Linked DNA regions of Homo sapiens: region 2 is linked to region 1. Evidence: chromatin contacts called from ENCODE POLR2A ChIA-PET data. All regions are on one chromosome and are shown on one strand. Each heading gives the region's core, a stretch centred on a gene start or an enhancer-like site at or near the end of the contact. The rest is flanking DNA. Distances are from core to core; before and after follow the strand shown. Region 1 holds the start of PRPSAP1 (phosphoribosyl pyrophosphate synthetase associated protein 1). Region 2 holds the start of CBX8 (chromobox 8).

Region 1 (6,093 bases), core at 646-3,145:
CGCCCGGCCACATCTGGCTAATTTTTTGTATTATTAGTAGAGACAGGGTTTCACCATGTTGGCCAGGCTGGTATCGAATTCCTGACCTCGTGATCCACCCACCATAGCCTCCCAAAGTGCTGGGATTACAGGCATGAGCCACCGTGCCCAGCCTAATTTTTGCATTTTTAGTAGAGACAGTGTTTTGCCACCTTGGCCAGGCTTGTCTCAAACTCCTGACCTCAGGTGATCCACCCACCTCAGCCTCCCAAAGTGCTGGGATTAAAGGAGTGAGCCACCACGCTCAGCCAACACCTGGCTAATTTTTGTATTTTTAGTACAGATTGGGTTTCGCCATGTTGCCCAGGCTGGTCTTGAACTCCTGACCTCAAACTATCATCCGCCTCGGCCTCCCAAAGTGCTGGGATTACAGGCATGAGCTACTGCACCTATCCCATTCCCCCTTTTTTTTAAGAAGGTAACAAGGTTTTTGTCAGGGTCTGTGAGCTGGACATGTGTGCAGTGGTTAAATAATTTGGCCTAGGCTGTGCACCCACTGTCCTTTTTTTTTTTTTTTTTTTTTCTAGAGAGCTATTGGAATAGGGGCCAGGCTGCTGCAGGCTCAGGGCAGCTCAACTTCCAAATCCTGTAGCTTCAGACTTGTGGTCCTTCACGACATGCTGAGTCACAATCTACTGCTCCCTCAAGCCCAATGTCACCACAAGCAGAGTCTCTAAAGGACATTCTCAGAAGATGGTACTGTCAATGTGAGAGGCACCTCTCCTCCCCTCGAGTTCTGGTGCAGCTGATAACTAGAGATCTCAAATGCTTCCCTGGGCTTTACTTTCTACTTCAACAAGTACTGATTGCGGGCCTCTGGAGCCCACACACTGCCCTATACACTGGGTAACACGGAGCACTCAGGAATACACGATCTTGGCGGGGCGTGATGGCTGAGGCCTGTAATGTCGGCATTTTGAATGACTGAGGTAGGAGGATGGCTTGAGCCCGGGAGGTAGAGGCTGCAGTGAGCCGTGATCGCGCCACTGCACTCCAGCCTGGGCGGCAGAGGGAGACCCTATTTCAAAAAATAAATAAATAATAATAAAATTAAAAAAAAAAAAAAGGAACTCACGATGTGGCCGTAAAATGGGTTACATCCTAGTTAGGAAAATAGATGTTTGCAAAGGTACATAAATATGCAAGCATCAAAACAATAACAACAACAACAAAAATTTAAAAAATGCAAGCATCTACGTGTGGCACAGTCCCGCGGGCCGGGCGGCTTACTGTGGTTGAGGTCACCAGAAAGACTGTGGAACAGACGCATCGCGAGTGGGTCTCGGAGGGGTGGCGCATATGGAAAGAGGAGAAGGAGGGCTTTTTTGATTGAAAGCGAATACCGGCAAGAGGGCCTTTGGCACGTTCAGGGAACCTTGCCTTACACGCAGACACAGGGTTGGGGATCTGTTCGGAAACGCCTGAAAGATCAGGCTCAGGAGAAGACCACTTTTTGGCCGCTTCAGTACTGCGGTCAACCAGCTGGAAAGAACCCCCGCCCTCTACTTTTCAAATTAATCTCCGGCCGGCGCACGCGCCTCGTGGGGCGGGCGCTGTGCTACCATAGACATGCAGAGCTAGATCGTATACCTCCTCGGAGGCGGACATGTTGGGTCCTGGCCAAAAAGTTGGAAACACCTGGGGCCACTACCGAGGTAGGCTGCTCCTCCCAAGAAAGTGAGACCGAAAGAGCTCCCGTGGAAGCGGTCAAAGCAGGGGCGGGGCGAACCTGTGACATGCCCCTCGGAAGAACAGGCTTTTAGAGAGTCGCCAGGCTCCCTGCCCTCATCCGAGATGGCGGCCTGAGGGCGCTCTAGCCGACGCTCTTCGGATGCCCGGAGGGGGCGGTGGCCTTGCCTCTGGCTCTGAGGCGGCGGCGCCGGGCGCTGCGAAGGCTCGGCCGCTGTAGTCAGTGGTGTGGGGTGCGCAAGGGCACGGACCTCGGAGCTCTCCCCGCTTGCGCCGAGTTTCTCAGCGCCTTCCCCACCCAAACCGGGGTCTCGCAGTCGGAAGCACTCAGAGTGCAGCCCCGCGCGGGGCCGGTCGTAACCGCGCCGCGGGCCGGACGATGCCCAAGAAGCTGCTGCTGTTGCCCCCGCCCTCCGCGTCCTCGGCTTTCCGCGTCCCGCGCGCCCGCCCCGTTCCCCCGCCGGCCATGAACGCCGCTCGCACCGGCTACCGAGTCTTCTCGGCCAACTCCACGGCCGCCTGCACGGAGCTGGCCAAGCGCATCACAGAGTAAGGGGGCGGTGGGAGGGCCGGGCCGGGGGCGGCGGCGCCTAGCTCTCCTTCGCGCCCGGAGGGACCCGCTCCCCTCCACCCGCCCCACCTCCTGCACCTGGGGCGGGAGGCGCGGGCCTTCCCAGCCGGACAAAGCTTGGAGGTGACGGATACCGCCCCCCGCTCCCCGGTTTTGCAGCTGGGAGGCTTGGGGCGGACTCTCGGTGACCTCAGCCCCCCGCCCCGTGACTGGGTCCGCGGCCTGCCTGCCTTTCGTCTCCGCAGTCCCACACCCCGGGGCGGGCCGAGCTTTCTGGAGCCCCGGAGTGCGTGTCTTGGGGAAAGGGGCTCAGGGCTTGGCTTCCTTTCCCACGGCTGGAGTTGACCTGGGAATCTGACCGCCGCCACTCTCAAGTCTCACTGCAGTGAGACCCGCGGGCGTGGTTGTGAGTTGGGGGATCCGACGCGGCAGGTGCGGTCGCAGAGCAAAGGTGTGGGGACTGGCAGTGCGAAGAAGGCAATTCCAGGGAGGCAGATGGGCCGGAGCTGGTGGTAGAAATGACAGGCCTGACCCTGCTTTGTAAATCAGCTTGGGATAAGATCAGTCATTTGTGTCTTTAACCCAACCAAGCCCCTGGTCTTAAGTCGCCTTTGGGGTCTGACAGCTCTGAGATGCCCTCCCAGCCTTGCCACTTACTAGCTCTGTGTCAGTGGGCAAGAGACTTGATTTCCCTGAACCTCATCTGTGAAATGGGCATGGTTGAGAATATTGTATGATCGGGATAATGTAGAAGTAGTATCTGGTTCTAGCAGAGTAGGGGCTCATAGTGGCCCTCTGAATAGTTGTTTACTAAGTGGCCTCTTTTCTTTTTCTTTTTCTTTTCTTTTTTTTTTTTTTTTTTTTTTTGAGACGGAGTCTCGCTCTGTCACCCAGGCTGGAGTGCAGTGGCGAGATCTCGGCTCACTGCAAGCTCCGCCTCCCGGGTTCACGCCATTGTCCTGCCCCAGCCTCCCAAGTAGCTGGGACTACAGGCACCCGCCACCACACCCGGCTCATTTTTTGTATTTTTAGTAGAGACTGGGTTTCACCGTGTTAGCCAGGATGGTTTCGATCTTCTGACCTCGTGATCCGCCCGCCTCGGCCTCCCAAAGTGCTGGGATTACAGGCTTCAGCCACCGCGCCCGGTGAAATGGCCTCTTTTCTAGTTGGCTCTTTTGGAGAATCCCAGAGCTCTGATATAAAGGAGGAGCCTTATATGCCCTTTCTACATACACTTGTTAGAAATCTAAGACATAAAATGAATAGCTCGTCTTTTAATATTTAAAGCCATTTTCACATTTTAAACAGTTTTCATAGAGTTACTTCGTTACTTTTTTAGGGTTGACAAATGATTGCAGGGATATATCTTAAACTTCTGGGGGGAAATGTAGAAGAAAGGGAAAACTTTAGTCATTTTTTTTTCAGCTCTGCTTGTTTTTTTTTTTAATAGTTGGAGTTTTGGAGAGTGGAAGAATGTTAAAAAAACAAATCAATCCTTTTGCAGTCTACTACCTAGTTTCTATTTCTAACCCCTGATTGTTTGTCTTTCTTTCTGAGGCCAACGAAAACACTGACTTTAAACGAAGCTTCTGTGTGTATCTAGTGGTTCAGATTTACCCTACCTGACCTTGAGGGAGAGCAGAGGGGAGCAGGGCACATTTTAAAAGTCAGTGAGGGTTTTTTTTGTTTGTTTGTTTTAGATTCTTTCCTGGCAAATTCCCGAAAGATTTTGAATTACTATAAATGATACATATTCATAAATACTTCCCTTACCTGTTTTACTTGTCGCTCAGTAAGATTTTGTTTTATCTTATCTGTTTTATTTATTTTGAGACAGTCTTGTGTCACCCAGGCTGGAGTGCAGTGGTGCCATCTCGGCTTACTGCAACCTCCACGTCCCAAGTTCAAGCGATTCTCCTGCCTCAGCCTCGAAAGTAGCTGGGATCACAGATGCCCGACACCACACCTGGCTAGTTTTTTGTTTTTTGTTTTTTGTTTTGAGACGGAGTCTCGCTGTCGCCCAGGCTGGAGTGCAGTGGCGCGATCTCGGCTCACTGCAGGCTACGCCCCCAGGGTTCACGCCATTCTCCTGCCTCAGCCTTCCGAGTAGCTGGGACTACAGGCCCCCGCCACCTCGCACAGCTAATTTTTTGTATTTTTAGTAGAGACGGGTTTCACTGTGTTAGCCAGGTTGGTCTCAATCTCCTGACCTCGTGATCCACTCGCCTCGGCCTCCCAAAGTGCTGGGATTACAGGCGTGAGCCACCGCGCCCGGCCACACCTGGCTAGTTTTTGTATTTTTAGTAGAGATGGGTTTCACCACGTTGGCCAGGCTGGTCTCAAACTCCTGACCTCAGACGATCTGGGATTATAGGCGTGAGCTACTGCGCCCGGCCCACCTGGAGTATTTTTAAAAATTGTTATATACATAACATAAAGTTTACCTTTTTAACCGTTTTTTGTTTGTTTGTTTGTTTTTGAGACGAAGTTTTGCTCTTGTTGCCCAGGCTGGAGTGCAATAGAGCCATCTTGGCTCACCCACAACCTCCGCCTCCCGAGTTCAAGTGATTCTCCTGCCTCAGCCTCCCAAGTAGCTGGGATTACAGGCTGCACCACCACACCCCGCTAATTTTGTGTTTTTAGTAGAGACGGGGTTTCTCCATGTTGGTCAGGCTGGTCTCAAACTCCCAACTTCAGGTGATCCACCTACCTTGGCCTCCCGAAGTGCCGCCTTTACAGGCATGAGCCACTGTGCCTGGCCTACCTTTTTAACCATTTTTAAGTGTACACTTCAGTGGCTTTAACTACATTCACAGTGTTGCACAACCATCACCACTATTCATTTCCAGAACTTTTCATCATCCCAAACAGAAACTCTGTACCCATTAAATACTAAGTCCCCATTCCCTGGTAGCCTCCATTCTACTTTGTCTCTATGAATTGCCTATTCTTGGGACTTCATACAAATAGAATCATAGCGTTTGTCTGTGTCTGGCTTATTTTCCTCAGCATACCTTGTCCAAGGCTCCCTCATGTCATAGCACGTACCAGAATTTATTCTTTTTTTTTTTTTGAGACGGAATCTCACTCTGTCGCACAGGCTGGAGTGCAGTGGCACGATCTCTGCTCACTGTAAGCTCCGCCCCCTGGGTTCACGCCATTCCCCTGCCTCAGCCTCCCGAGTAGCTGGGACTACAGGCGCCCTCCACCACGCCCGGCTAATTTTTTGTATTTTTAGTAGAGATGGGGTTTCACCGTGTTAGCCAGGGTGGTCTCGATCTCCTGACCTCGTGATCCGCCCGCCTCGGCCTCCCAAAGTGCTGGGATTACAGGCATGAGCCACTGCGCCTGGCTGCAGAATTTATTCTTTTTTTAAGGCCAAATAATATTCCATTGTATGTGTATACCTGGCTGGAGTTTTGTTGTTTTTTTTTTTTGAGATAAAGTCACCCAGGCTGGAGTGCAGTGGCACAATCTTGGCTCACTGCAGCCCCCGCCTCCCAGGTTCAAGTGATTCTCGTGCCTCAGCTCCCAAGTAACTGGGATTACAGGTGCCCACCACCACACCCAGCTAATTTTTGTGTTTTTAGTAGAGATGGGGTTTTTCCATGTTGCCCAGGCGGGTCTCGAACTCCTGGCCTCAAGTGTTCTGCCCACCTTGGCCTCCCAAAATGCTGAGATTACAAGCATGAACCACTGCGCCTGGCCTGGCTGGAGATGTTAATTTTATTTTTTTTATTATTATTTTTTGAGATGGAGTTTCGCTCCTGTTGCCGAGGCTGGAGTGCGATGGT
Region 2 (3,841 bases), core at 1-2,500, 3.4 Mb before region 1:
GACCCGGCGACGTCCCCCAGCTTCCCGCGCTGGCGTTTCTCGCAGGATGTCCGCCGCCCACGTTGGGAAGAGCGGTGGACAGGAAGTGCGCGGGCCGGGCGCCGGGGTTCGGGGAAAGCCAGACGCACCCCCAGCCGCTCGCCCCATCCTCTGCCGGCTCCGCCCAGATGCCCTTAGCCCACCCAGGCCCCGAGCAGGGGGCGGCGAGGGGAAGGCGAGGTTCGGGGCCGAAGCCTGGCGGGGGCGGGCAGCTTGGGCTAAGGGCAGGGGCAGGTGGCTGCGGGCGTCGGGGATGGTCGGGGGGCAGGAAGAAGCCGCGCGACATCCTCTGTGGGGTCCTGGGCTGCAGCCGGGCTCCGGAGGGAACAGCCCGGCCTCCACCAGGTCTGTGTTCGGCTTCGGAGCCGGGGACGAGCGCTCCAGCCAGCCCGGCTCGCAGGGCCCGGAGGGTGGCCGAGGGCAGGGCCGCGCGACAGGAGCCTGAGACACATGCACATTGATTTGTTAGCGGGACCCGGCTTGGGGGGGGGGGGGACGTTGCCATGGAGACCGGGGGTCGGGTGTGCGGCTCCGGGGGAGGGGGGCGGGGGCCGGGGGAGAAGCCAGCCGATGGGCGCGCCGCAGGCTCTCGGGGTTCGGGCGCGGCCCGCGGCGCCCCAGCACCTGTGCATTGTGCATTGTGCGGCGCGGGCGGCTGGGGGAGGGGACCGCGCGAGTCCTGGGCGGTGGGGGTGGGGCGGCGGGCCGGGGTCTGCCGAGGGGCGGAGCCGGGCTGACATCGCCGCGGGGATCCCAGCGAGAGCTGTGGGGGACGCCGAACGCCGGAGGGACAACTTGGTGGCGGGGGAGGGGGGCCCCGGCGAGGACAGAGGGCGGCCTGCCCCCCTCGCCAGCCCCGCAGACTGACAGCGGCCGGGCCCGCCTTCCCCTGGCGTCACTTCCGGCGGCGCCCCCTCCCACTCGCGCGCTCGGTCTCTGGAGTCGCCTCGGACTCCGCCCCCTGGCGATTGGAACGCTGGTCACGTAGCAACGCGGGGGAGAAAGGCAGAGGGGCGTGGCTCGGAGCTCGTCCAATCAGCGTGCGGGGGCGCAGGCCTCCGGCCGCTCGGCTTTAGCAACGTCGTTAGCAACACGTGGGGCGGGAGGAAGCACTGGGCGGAGGGGAGGGGGCCGAGCGGAGGAGCGCGGGAGGGGGGCCGCGGGAGGGAGCGAGAGCGCCGGGAGGGGGAGGAGAACTGACGTCAGCGGGAGAGTATTATGGTCTGTCGTGCGCTGGCTGCTGCTTTTCTGCTCCTGGAAGCGGCCAAGGGGGGAAGCGGCGAGTCAACATGGAGCTTTCAGCGGTGGGGGAGCGGGTGTTCGCGGCCGAAGCCCTCCTGAAGCGGCGCATACGGAAAGTAGGTGCCCCCGGGCCTAGGGCCTCCGTGCGGCCGGGCCCTCCCCTCCCGGCCCGGGTTCCCTCCCCCTGCTGCAGCCCAGCTTCCCTTCCCCCAGGTCCCAGCAGCGGCCGCGGCCGTGGCGGCGGCGGCGGCGGCAGCTCTGAGCCCAGGCGCTTTCCTTAGACTTGCAGCGATGCACGGATTGCATGGGTGGGGGGCGGGGTGGGGAATGAATGCCGGTGCATGCACTTTGTGCAGCATTAGGTGCAGGGGTGATGCAGCGGGCGCGTGCCTTTTGCGGCGGGGTTTCGAGCATTCATCTGGTGCATGCATTTTCGCATGCATTTCTTGTATCCTCGTCATGCGTTTCTCCCCATGCACACACATTATCGCCTTTGCACCCGCAGGGACGCATGGAATACCTCGTGAAATGGAAGGGATGGTCGCAGAAGTAAGTAGGTTATATGCAATTCTCAACCCCAGACTGTTATTCGGGAGGTTTCTTTCTTCCTCTTTTTGCCTTTACATTGAAATACAATACAATGCAATGAGAAAAGTTACACACACACACACCCCCTCTGCTCTCACCCTGCTCCTGGGACTGATGCCCACTTCTTCCTGATTCCCTTTAGGTACAGCACATGGGAACCGGAGGAAAACATCCTGGATGCTCGCTTGCTCGCAGCCTTTGAGGAAAGGTACAGACCCTTCCAAGTCCCAGCCGCTCACTTAGAAACAAGTAGAGTGGCTTCTTTCCAGCCTGGACTAGAGTCCCACTTGCTTTCTTTACTCACGCACCCTTTCTCCTTTTCTTCTTTCTCCAGGGAAAGAGAGATGGAGCTCTATGGCCCCAAAAAGCGTGGACCCAAGCCCAAAACCTTCCTCCTCAAAGTAGGTTGGCAGTGTCCAATGGTGGAGGACCATGTTATGGAGTGATTTGTGGGAAGGGGGCTCTGAGGGCTGTGAGCCAATGGGGTGTCCACACATGTTGCCTATTTGTAATGTAGGAGGGAGTTCCCTGACAAGATGTCACCAAGTCAGTAGCAGCACCAACTGTGTCTGGGGGGACGGGCTTGGCCACACTAGAATTCCTTTACGCTCCCCCTCCCAAATGGACACAATAATCAAATGCAAAAAGTGTACTTTTTGCAAATGACTACTTCCAGCCAAATCTTCTACCTCTTCTCTCATCCTTCTACCTCTCAGCTCCAACAGCCATCCCACCCATTCATCCAGCCATCCACCCACCCACCCACCCACCCATCCATGCATCCATGTAGAAATTCCCAGGCATCATAGGGTAAAGATAGGAGGTCAGGGATAGAGGAGGAGTCCTGTGGGGGTGGACAGGGCCCTGCCCCACTCTTGAGACCATCTTCTCTCCTGCAGGCGCAGGCCAAGGCAAAGGCCAAAACTTACGAGTTTCGAAGTGACTCAGCCAGGGGCATCCGGATCCCCTACCCTGGCCGCTCGCCCCAGGACCTGGCCTCCACTTCCCGGGCCCGGGAGGGCCTTCGAAACATGGGTTTGTCCCCGCCAGCGAGCAGCACCAGCACCAGCAGCACCTGCCGCGCAGAGGCCCCTCGGGACCGGGACCGAGACCGGGATAGGGACCGGGAGCGGGATCGAGAAAGGGAGAGGGAGCGAGAGAGGGAGCGGGAACGTGAGAGGGAACGAGAGCGGGGTACCAGCAGAGTGGATGACAAGCCCAGCTCACCGGGGGACAGCTCGAAGAAGCGAGGCCCCAAGCCCCGGAAGGAGCTCCCGGACCCCTCACAGAGGCCCTTAGGCGAACCCAGCGCCGGCCTCGGAGAGTACCTCAAGGGCAGGAAGCTGGACGACACCCCTTCCGGGGCAGGAAAGTTTCCAGCCGGCCACAGTGTGATCCAGCTGGCCCGAAGACAGGACTCGGACCTGGTGCAGTGTGGTGTGACCAGCCCTAGCTCAGCTGAGGCCACGGGCAAACTGGCTGTGGACACCTTCCCGGCCAGGGTGATAAAGCACAGGGCTGCCTTCCTGGAGGCCAAAGGCCAGGGTGCCCTAGATCCCAATGGCACCCGGGTCCGACATGGCTCAGGCCCCCCCAGCTCTGGGGGGGGCCTGTACCGGGACATGGGGGCCCAGGGGGGAAGGCCCTCCCTCATCGCCAGGATCCCTGTGGCCAGAATCCTGGGGGACCCGGAGGAAGAGTCCTGGAGCCCCTCCCTGACTAACCTGGAGAAGGTGGTGGTCACGGACGTGACCTCAAACTTTTTGACCGTCACCATTAAGGAAAGTAACACGGACCAAGGCTTTTTTAAAGAGAAAAGATGAATGCTGGGTGGGTGTGTCCAGGAGGAGAGCAGGGGAGAGAGTGAGCGTGAGCTTGGCATAGTGATTTTTATTTCTGGGTGGGATGTGGCCTTTTGGCTGGTCCCGTCCCTGATGTCACCCCCACCCCACCAGCCCCTTTCATCCCTCCT

Evidence for each region. ChIA-PET counts read pairs that join two places held with the same protein, here RNA polymerase II (POLR2A).
Region 2: POLR2A ChIA-PET joins it to region 1 with 15 read pairs in A673. The contact joins the promoter of CBX8 here to the promoter of PRPSAP1 in region 1. POLR2A ChIA-PET finds 5 or more read pairs at or near these places in 2 of 52 experiments (A673 and OCI-LY7).

What each region holds. Positions count from the first base shown.
Region 1 is chr17:76,349,718-76,355,810 of GRCh38, reverse strand. It overlaps PRPSAP1 (phosphoribosyl pyrophosphate synthetase associated protein 1), which reads left to right and starts at 1,895. Exons shown (of 10, transcript NM_002766.3): 1 at 1,895-2,277. The coding sequence starts at 2,108. RefSeq lists enhancers at 1,549-1,818, 1,065-1,929, 2,779-2,838, 4,378-4,925 and a silencer at 2,099-2,418.
Region 2 is chr17:79,794,486-79,798,326 of GRCh38, reverse strand. CBX8 (chromobox 8) reads left to right here and starts at 1,250. Exons shown (of 5, transcript NM_020649.3): 1 at 1,250-1,397; 2 at 1,787-1,830; 3 at 2,012-2,077; 4 at 2,204-2,270; 5 at 2,769-3,841. The coding sequence starts at 1,329. The coding sequence ends at 3,692. RefSeq lists silencers at 612-771, 802-1,011, 1,172-1,551 and enhancers at 923-1,217, 2,465-3,205.